Linked DNA regions of Homo sapiens: region 1 is linked to region 2. Evidence: chromatin contacts called from ENCODE Hi-C or POLR2A ChIA-PET data. All regions are on one chromosome and are shown on one strand. The core of a region is the stretch at or near the end of the contact, and the rest is flanking DNA. Distances in the headings are between cores, read along the strand shown.

Region 1 (5,289 bases), core at 2,167-4,666, 58 kb before region 2:
GGTTCAAGCGATTCTCCTGTCTCAGCCTCCTGAGTAGCTGGGATTACAGGTGCCCACCACCACAGCTGGCTAATTTTTGTATTTTTAGTAGAGACTGGGTTTTACCATATTGGCCAGACTGGTCTCGAACTCCTGACCTCAGGTGGTCCGCCTGCCTTGGCTTCCCAAAGTGCTGGGATTATAGGAGTGAGCCACTGCGCCTGGCCATTTGATTCTTATAACACCTTTGAAAGTAGGCATGACAAATATTATAATCACAATGTTACATAATATTATGCTGGTTTTAGAAAGAAGGGAACTGAGGCTCTGCAGGGTGCTTAGAAGTTTTGCTGCTGAAGTTTAGGTGCATTTGCTTCTATTCAATGTCTTTGTTACCATCTGAACAACCATACAGTTGGCTGTGATGCTGAAAATGTCCCGTCATGCACCTACACTGCCACAGACAATATAGTGCACCTTGACCTGAGCTCAGAATTGCAGGTATATTAAATGTTAGTCTTCACCATTTAAAGGCAACTGTATTTCCTATGGAAGAGACTACTCGTTTTCTCCCTATGCATTTCCCCCATAAGAATAGAATTTGTGTTTTTTTTGACTTCATAGGTAGCTGTCCAGAATAAAGCGTACATTACCCAGTACACATTGGGTCAAGGGAATGTCAGGTGACTAACTAAATTCTAGATGAAACTAGAAGTGTCACATGACAGCTTCCAAGGCATAGCAAGGACATGCTCCTCCTATGGACTACAACCTAGTTTTTTATTTGTCTTCTCCTATATACTTTAATGTAGAGGTGGTGTCTGTAGCTGTTACTGCCATCTTGCTAATGAGATGAAGAGGAATGGAGGTCAGAAGCAGAGCAACAATCTGGAAGAAGCCTGGGTTCCTGACGACCTTTAGGTCCAAACCACTATTCCAGCTTCAGACCTCTTTCTTAAGATGTTTTCATGAGAGAGAAACAAACTTCTCTCTCATATAAGCAGCTAATTTTAGCCTCTAATTCAAATGAACACTATTCTTAACTAATAAAATTTTCAGACAAAACATTGAGACCCACCAACTAAATATTGCATGTTTTAAATATGAGGATGAGCAAAACATATCTGTGCCATTAACACGACACCACAAACCTTAATGAGGTTCTCTGTCTTAATATACTTTTAAAAACCTGATTTAGCCAACAACCCACCCTTTTAATATAATGTTACTGTTCATTTTTGGGTTTTAGGAGGGCAACAGTTAACCCTACCTCATTCCTCTCTGAGTTTGGAACCAATTGAAATAAAAAGAGGCATATTTATATAAAAATATGACAAACATAGCAATTTCATTGCTCCTATTGCTGGTTTGGTAGACATGGTTGGGCCTTTAGTAAAATTATCCTCTACATTGGACTCTGTAAGTACAGTTTTTCTTTGGGCCCATTCGTATAGAGGACTAGGGCCACCTCTCACCTTGTCAAACACAGAGAATCCAGGAACCTTACAAGTAAGTCACACATGACCACAATGTTCACATATTAACCTTGCTAGTTAGAAAAAGGAGAATAAATACTGTAAGCATCCTCCATCTCCACAGTTCTTCAACCTTCCTCTGGGTTGAACAAGTAAAGTGGGGAAGGGGTTCAGTTTTATTTCAACAATCCCAGAAAGTGAGAGGCTTCTATGTCATGGTCTCCAGCTGGAACAAGTGGAAAGAAAGAAAAGAGATCTCCTGCTGCTCAAGATAAAGAAGGAATATTGCAGCTAAGGATGGGAGACATAGGGAAGTGATGGTTTCTAACCTGACACAAGGTGGAGAGAAGTAATAAACTAGAAGATGAGGGAAGTAATTAAAGTAAAACAAATATATGACACGAGGTTTCCTTAAACACACCCACAAGGAATATGGGACTTGATTGCAAGCTTCTTGTTCTTTCATGTTATTATTGAACTCATTATCATTATTGCTGTAATTGTAGTGGTGACCCACTTTATTCATTTATTATAAGACATTCCTGAAACCAAAGCAGAAATAGGCACTATTCTAATACAATATTTACCTGTCATTGTTCTACAGTATCTGTCTCTCTTTTGTTGTGGTGTCAAAGTCTGTTTAGGTTATGCGGTGCCCATATCCCCTGTTATCAGCACCCTCTCATGCTCAGTTCTTCTCATCTACATACACAAGAGTCCATTTCTCTGGGAAAAGGATTGTAGATAATAGACAAAAGGAATGTCTACTAGAGAAACAGATGAGCTTGGCTAATGAAGGAAATGAAAATTGGAGCCATAATGAGCTACTGTATCATAAATGAGCATAAATTATTTTGTCAGTGCTATTTACAATTTTACATGGTGCAGAGCTTTGCAATTACGTCTATTCAATTATGCCATTCAAGGGATATTTCAATAAGGATTCTTCATTGTGGCCAAACAACGCATTTGGAAGCTTCTGTTGTACGTGGGATTCAAATCTAGCCACGAAAGAGTCCATTGCTGTAGATTCAGAAGAAAACTCTTGGTTAAATGTCAAAATACTAGCAAATTCTTGAAGGAGAAATTTTCAATTGTTTAGGAATAAAGCATAATGAATATGACCTCTATCTATGATTGTGGAAATTCTGAGTTGAATTCCAAATATCTTGGTGGTTAGGTCAGTGTATTACCAACAATGACAACAACAAACAATACGAACAGAACAAAATTTGGGAACAAAACATGATCGGAAGATTTTGCAAAGGTTAAAAAAGCCCTACTGAGAGGTTTTTTCATAGAATACGTAAATATTTTTATGCGTGTTAAAAACATAAGAACTCTTAAAATATGACTGTAATACTGTAATCATTCATAAATAGAATTAAAAATATAAATATCCTCAAATATCTAGTCAATGTTCAAATTTCCTTGCATGTCTGAGCCTTTTTTAAACCTCTAATATATCATTTGTACATGTTTCATTTTTTTCGTTCCATAGATAAGCATGGCAGCCTTCCAATCCACTTTCTTTTCACCAAACTTAACAAATCCCATAATTACATTCATCCATGTTGTACTATTCACAGCTGCACATCCCATCATGAAAGAGCTTGTTTTTCTGTAGGAGTCAAGCTAAATAACCCAATTGTTAAGACAAAACCAGGCTGAGCTTGGCTTAAAAATTGAATTGTGTTACCAACCTAGTGGAAAGTTCCATTATTGGACTGGAAGAAACACTGTCACCTTTTCAAAGAATGAAAGTGAATATTAAGCTTCTAGTTATAGTAGTAGAGGTGAGAGCCACAGCCACTGAGGCAAGAAAGTGAATGTTAGCATTTACTTACCCTATAGAACTTCCAAGGCAATGTTGGGCTTGTTTTACATCTGACTCCTACCCCAGATGTGGATACATTAAGCCTTTGGTCTTAAATACAGCTGGCACATACTGACTCATGATTTCAGATGGTTTCAGGAAAGACCGTCTAGCAAAAGTTGTACTTGGGGGAATTCCTGGCAAAATAACAGATGTAGCAATGTCTAACTGCTTTTGTGATGTAAATTGATCTCCCTGTGGCATCAGTGAATCTTCGTGCATTCCTTACATTGATCAGATAAAACTTAACTAGAAATAAAAATAACACACACAAAAACATCTTCAAATGCTGTGTATATTCATTGATTATTTTTTAATTTAAATGCTTCAAACCTGACCTATAAACTTTTTGAAATGTGTTCAGGCAGCAAATACACATACCATCTACCCATGTCCATTTTGTTTCTGAAACTAACCAAGCTTATTCTTGCCTCAGGACTTTCCCTTGCTGGATCCTGTGCCTGCAGCTCCTGTTCTTGGCCTGTCTGCTTTGCACCTTCCCTGCTTAGAGGACAGCACCCCCATGTCTTCATCTGGGGAGCCTTCCCTGACTCGCTGTCTCAGGTGGCTCCGTCACTCCCATTCCAGTCTCCCTTCATCAAATTACCCATTTATTATCTTCATAGCATTTTATCATAACCTAAAAATTGTGTTTGTTTATTTGTTTTCTTGCATATTGTCTGAATCCTTCATTGCATGTGACCATGATGAGGGCAGGGAAGTGACTCACATTCACCATGGGATCCCCAGGTCTTAGACCAAAGCCCGGCACATGGTAGGTGCTTGTGAATGAATAAATGAAAGGGTGGATGGATGGGTGGATGGATGGATGGATAGGTAGGTAGGTAGGTGGATGGGGCGTGGATGGGTGGGTGGGTACGTGGATTGATGGGTGGATACATGCATGGATAGAAGGATGGATGGATAGGTGGGTAGGTGGATGGATGGATAGATGGGTGGGTACGTGGATGGATGGGTGGATAGAAGAATGGTTGAATGAATGGGTGGGTGGGTGGGTGGATGGATGGATGGATGGATTTGTGTAAGTATAGATGGATGGATGGATGGATGGATGGATGGATGGATGCATGGATGGATGGATGCATGGATGAATTAGTGAGTGAATGAAGCACCTACAGAGAAAGTTGAGGAGATTTTACTCATAGTGAATTTTATTTAGTACAACCAACATAATAAAGAATTTCTGACAAATTTGTTTTAAAAGAGTTAGAATTTTACTAGTGAATGACCCAGAATAGTTGGTGATGACTCTAGATCTTTGATTTTCCAATGAGATTACTCTAAAACTAACAATGACTTTAACTGGAAAGTAAGCCAGGGAAAGTTTAAAATATGCTTGGTGTGTATAAAGAGAACCTAAGGATTGAGTTATATAAAAACAATATGGAATGAAGCCCCCTTCTCACCTCCCCTGCTGTGTCAGTTGCATGTTTGTCCTCACTTTGCTTGTAGCATCCAGGATGCTAAGACTCTGGAAAATCATAGTCGAACCCCTGCAGCAATCCGGTTACATTTGCTTGCAGCAGAGAGAATTGATTTGAGTGTTCTAGCATCCTTAAGACTTGGGCTCTTTCACCAGGTCTCCTCCAAATCTGTTGTACTGCTTTGGACAATTACTCTCAGCCTTTAAAAACTCCCCTGCCATGAAGGTCACTGCAGGACAGCTTCCTATAGACTATCTGTTATTGTGTGCTGTTTCCACGGAAAATGGGTAAAACATAACTGATATTATTAGAAATATGATCCTGACCACAAAAAGGGCCAATTTCCTTTGGTGATGACTCTCTGATTCAATTCAGATGACTACATTTGCATCATCGTAAGCTTGGACATGTCACTGATTCCCCCAGCAAAGTCTGTTCTTTCACAAGCTATTTTAGAAGTAAAAAGCCTTTATGGACCTCTTTCCAAAACTTTGATTCAGGGAAATTGGCAATG
Region 2 (4,618 bases), core at 125-2,624:
CTTGTAGTGATCACTGAGGGCATCATGGAGCTGCCTGGCAGAATCGAGACAGAAATTGTCTCTCCAGAGGGGAGTTGCATTCTGAAGTTAGAACAGAAGCCAAACATTGGATCTAATCAGGTACTCCTAGAAAAGTCAAGTTTTTGTGTTTGTTTTCCTAAAGATGAAACACTTTATGGGGTCCCCACCCAGTGGGGGACAGGGCAGAAGCAGTGTTACCAAAACACCAGGGGTTTGGTCTGGGTCCTGCTGCTCACATCACAGAAAGCCAATCACTGAGACGACAGTTATTGCCAAGGAAGAAGGCTTTAATCAGAAGATGTATACAATTTGAAGAGAAACCAGAGTATAGAGGAAGGCTTTAATCAGGTGCTGTAGCCAAGGAGATGGGAGATCAGTCTGAAATCCATCTCCCTGACTGAATCCTATTAGGGGTTTACATAGCAGAAATGTAGCTACATGCAGGTAAACAGGACTGATGGAAGGGGAAGGAAAAGGAATTGATCCACAGGAAGCAGGTGGTGGGTTAGGCAGTCGCGGTGGGCGAGGGCTCTGGTGTCTCATTATGCAGATGCTGAGACGTGGTGAGTTTCAGTTCCTTGATACTCTCTGGGAGGCCTGATGGTTGGTTTCCTCAGCAAGGAACTCAGATAGGAAAAATGTAACTTTCTCAACTTTCAAGACTAGGAGGGTCCACTTCTATGTTTATTCAAAGGAAACCATAAACATCAGTTCTGTGGGACTATTGGGTCTGTTTCAGTAGCAGGTGGATTACATCGAAGCCCCTGAATATAAAGCAGTTGGTTAACTATGCACAAGAATCACAGGCCGTGATGTGGGGTGTGGCAGTCAAACCAACCAAGACAGCAGGAATGATCTCTTTCCTCCCTCCACATCAACTCAGCCCAATGGGCATGGAGGTTCAAAGTCCTGTTCTAGTATGCTTTCTCTCTCCTTCTCTCTCTCAGTTAAAATGGCCCTGGTTACATATGTTTAATCATAGGATTCTCTGATGTGTTCCCAGAGCTCAGGGAAGAGTCTAAATGGTATCTTATCTACGGAGTGTTCTGCAAAAACTCTTGGAAGGGATACAGTTATCCAAAGGGATCAAACCAGCAGTAATGATGGTCACAGACCTTCGCAAGCCTTAACAAGCTTCAGCCTCGCAGACCTTAGCAAGGCCACTTCCCCAGGGGATGTAAAATCCATGCCAAGTGCCTGAGTCTCTGGCCTTGCAAGTCTTTCTAGTCTACAGTGCTTAAAGCCACTACATGCAGTTTTTCCCCGTGTTCATCTTCCAGTTACAGATTGGTTGTTCAAGAAGAAAAGTGAGATCATTTACCAAAATGGAAATAAGACAGAAAAAGCCTGGCAGCGGCCCCTCCTGGCTGCCCACTCTGCCCTCACCTCCCTGGGCTACACCCACATGCTCTCCAGGAGAGCACAGCGTGTCCAGGAGCCCACAGTTCCTGGGATAATTGCCATGCAGAGGCCCTGGCTGCTGGGCCTTTCTGAGAAGTTATTAAAAAAGAGAACACTTTGCTGGCTTCTGGGTTCAGATGGTTTATGTCAATTACATTATCTTCAGAGGAAAGAAAAGGTAATTTCACTTCAGTTTTCTGGCTTTACTGTGCTTTGATGAGTTCCAGAAATAACAGAGTCAGAACCCAAGTCTGTTAACGACTTTCAGAGACTCTCCCACGTGGCACCAAGTCCTGTCTCAGCCACCACCCACATCACTGAGTGAATGTGGGATTAACCTTCCCTGTGAGAATTTTGCTTGTTAATTTCCTGAGCCTAGGACATAAATTATTTGTATGTGAATTTAATCTTTTTTTAAAAACAGGATGAAACAAACAAAAACAAATCAAAAGGCACCTTTAGCACATGGCTCTATTCACAGCAGGAAAAATCTCCCCTAGAATGTTCACCTTGCTCTTCTCCAGTCACCTTCCAGGAACACGACCATATCTTCCCCACACGACTCCTGCTCTTCTTTCTCGCCTCGACTTTAATATCATGTCTTTATTTTTAATAGTTTCTTAAAGTTTTATTGAGGCATAATTGACAAAATTGTATGCATATAAGGTGTGCAATGCGTATTTTGGTAGATGGATATATCATGAAACCATCACCACCATCAAGCTCATTCACATCACCTGGCAAAGTTACCATTTTTATGTGTGTGTGCTACTAAGACTTAAGATATATTCTTGCAAATTTCAAGTCTACAGTACGTTATTATCAACTACAGTCACCTTGCTGTATGTTAGGTGTCCAGAACTGAGACATTGTATTCTTTGACAAATATTTTTCCATTTCTCACTCTCCACCTGCTCCTGGAAACCACCATTTTACTCTCTAACTACCATAGAATTCAGCAATCCCACTACTGAATACTTATCCCCCTAAAAATAAAATCAGCATCTCTCATGTCCATTGCAGCTTTATTCTCAATAACCAAGGTACAGATTCAATCTAAATGTCAGTGGACAGATGGACCAATAGATAAAATTATATATATATATATGTGTGTGTGTGTGTGTGTGTGTGTGTAGTGTGTTTATACATATATATATACACACACATAATATGTTACATGGCAATTTATATGTGAAGGTCTATTAGTTAAAATTAGAGTCAGCGGCTTGAATAAGATAAAAGTTCTCTCTCTCTGTTAATAAAGCAATTTTTTTTAAAAAAAATTATTTTTATTTTTTTGAGACAGAGTCTCGCTTTGTCACCCAGGCTGCAGTGCAGTGGTGCCATCTCAGCTCTCTGCAACCTCCGCCTCTGGGGTTCAAGTGATTCTCGTGCGTCAGCCTCCCGAGTAGTTGGGACTACAGGCGTATGCAACCATACCCAGCTAATTTTTGTATTTTTAGTAGAGATGGGGTTTAGCGTTGTTGGCCAGGCTGGTCTCGAACTCCTGACCTCAAGTGATCCGCCCACCTCAGCCTCCCAAAGTGCTGGAATTACAGGCGTGAGCCACCACGCCCAGCCTCATAAAGCAATTTAAAGTCAGGCATCTGAGATGGGTGGGAAGCCTTGAATGCCTCGAATGACTCAAATGACACACACACACACACATATATATAAAATTCCACATATACGTGGAATGTTATTCAGCCTTAAAAAAGAAGGCAATCCCGCCGTGACCCCGCTGGAGATTTTCCATCAGCCTTCATTGTCACCCGTTGCTTAGTTCTCTTTCTTTTTAGCTCCATTTTATTTTTATGCATTTCTAACTGTGATTCTCAATTTGCAAATTTTTATCCCCTTGGCATGAGACACAGTTGAGACTCCCCTGTTTTTCTGGCCTCTTTTTACTGCATATCTTGGGGGTTGGGCTTTTTCCACCCCAAACGGTAAACCAAGGGAGTTTCAAAGCTAACGAGAGTTCTTTTGCCTAATAGCTGCCACATTAGAAAAGTGTTTCACTGAACTAGAAGAAGGAAAATAAAATAAAATCTTGGACAAAAAGGATGGTAGAGAACAGAGATGGTGCAGCATTTGCCGGCATAAGGATCGGCAGGAGTGGCTGAGACACAGAGCGTGGTGAGTGAAGGCGGGGAGTGTGAGGAGAGTCTGGGAGGTGTTGTGTGCCCAGAGCTTTACAGGCAATTTATATGTGAAGCCCCATTCGTTAGGGTTAGAGTCAGTGCCTTGAATAAGTTAAAAATCACCTCTCTCTATAAAGCAATTTGAAGTCAGCCAGTCTGAGGCTGGTGGGGTGTCTTTAACGATGCAAAGGACCCAAACTGCTTCTATTTTTCTGTTCAGCTGACATAACTCAAAGTCAAGGTGACTTCATGACCCAAGACAGCTGCTAGTGCCCCAGTTATCACATCCATGTTCTAAGCAGCAAGAAAGAGTAGGAGGCAGGAAAACCAAATGAATTACACCCTCTCACCTGCATCTGCTCCTTTCCGGAACTTCTACATAGCTGAGTTCCTGTTATTCAATACTTGACAACAGGGCACAGGATGTTGGACACAGTGAAATCGTAGGATCGAGTTTTTTATCCTAAAGAAGAAAAGAGAGAATGAATTGTAGTAGGCAGTACCATCCACCTTCGCTTGCTGCTCTGTGTTCTGCACATCAGAGGGCTTTCTTTCCCTGGAATTTATGTGGCTATCTGACAATGGCACACACCAGCAGGAGATCAGAGAAAGGGAGAAGAATGAAGTCAATGCATTGATTTCCCTGGCATGCTCCCTGCACCATGCTCTTGCTGCAGGCTGGCTGCATCCTTCACTGGCAGCCCCAGTTCCTTTCTGGTGGCCTTCTAAGCACAGCCCTCCCTGTCTCTGTGCTCCCATGTCCTCTGCAAACCCCTGTCTCTGCAGGCTGAGAAAAGGGCACAGTGCCCTACTAGAACCAGTCCTTGGTGTTGACCTGCACGTTCCTTTGCACATAGTCTTATTTGTTAATTTTTCCCCTGATTTTCCCAACTCATGTATGTCGTCTGTTTCCTACCAGGGTCCTGGACTATGAATCAACTGTTCTTAACCGCGATGATAGGAGGGTGGAGGAACCAGATACTGCTCCCCAGGCAGGGCTGTGTATGAGGTGTTTGACCTTTGTGCTGGCTGAACCCATCAGAATACTGTTAGTG

What was found. Hi-C counts contacts between places; a loop is a spot of excess contacts on that map. ChIA-PET counts read pairs that join two places held with the same protein, here RNA polymerase II (POLR2A).
Region 1: a loop to region 2 is called in a map of endothelial cell of hepatic sinusoid, with 2.8 times the contacts of the local background. The contact joins the promoter of LINC02393 here to the enhancer-like site in region 2. A Hi-C loop is called at or near these places in 2 of 168 maps with a recorded cell type or tissue (dorsolateral prefrontal cortex and endothelial cell of hepatic sinusoid). POLR2A ChIA-PET finds 5 or more read pairs at or near these places in 2 of 52 experiments (AG04449 and OCI-LY7).

Annotation. Positions count from the first base shown.
Region 1 is chr12:127,879,744-127,885,032 of GRCh38, reverse strand. It overlaps LINC02393 (long intergenic non-protein coding RNA 2393), which reads right to left and starts at 3,416. Exons shown (of 3, transcript NR_033987.1): 1 at 3,302-3,416. It overlaps LINC00508 (long intergenic non-protein coding RNA 508), which reads left to right. Exons shown (of 4, transcript NR_126452.2): 4 at 1-1,044.
Region 2 is chr12:127,819,952-127,824,569 of GRCh38, reverse strand. No RefSeq gene overlaps it. Among named protein-coding and RNA genes, the nearest start is that of LINC02393, 59 kb to the left of the region's middle. Within about 2 kb of position 1,374, at least 7 of the 41 ENCODE cell types and tissues checked have a DNase peak (open chromatin) inside an H3K27ac peak, as active enhancers do; they include OCI-LY7 and dorsolateral prefrontal cortex, where a contact is called at or near this core.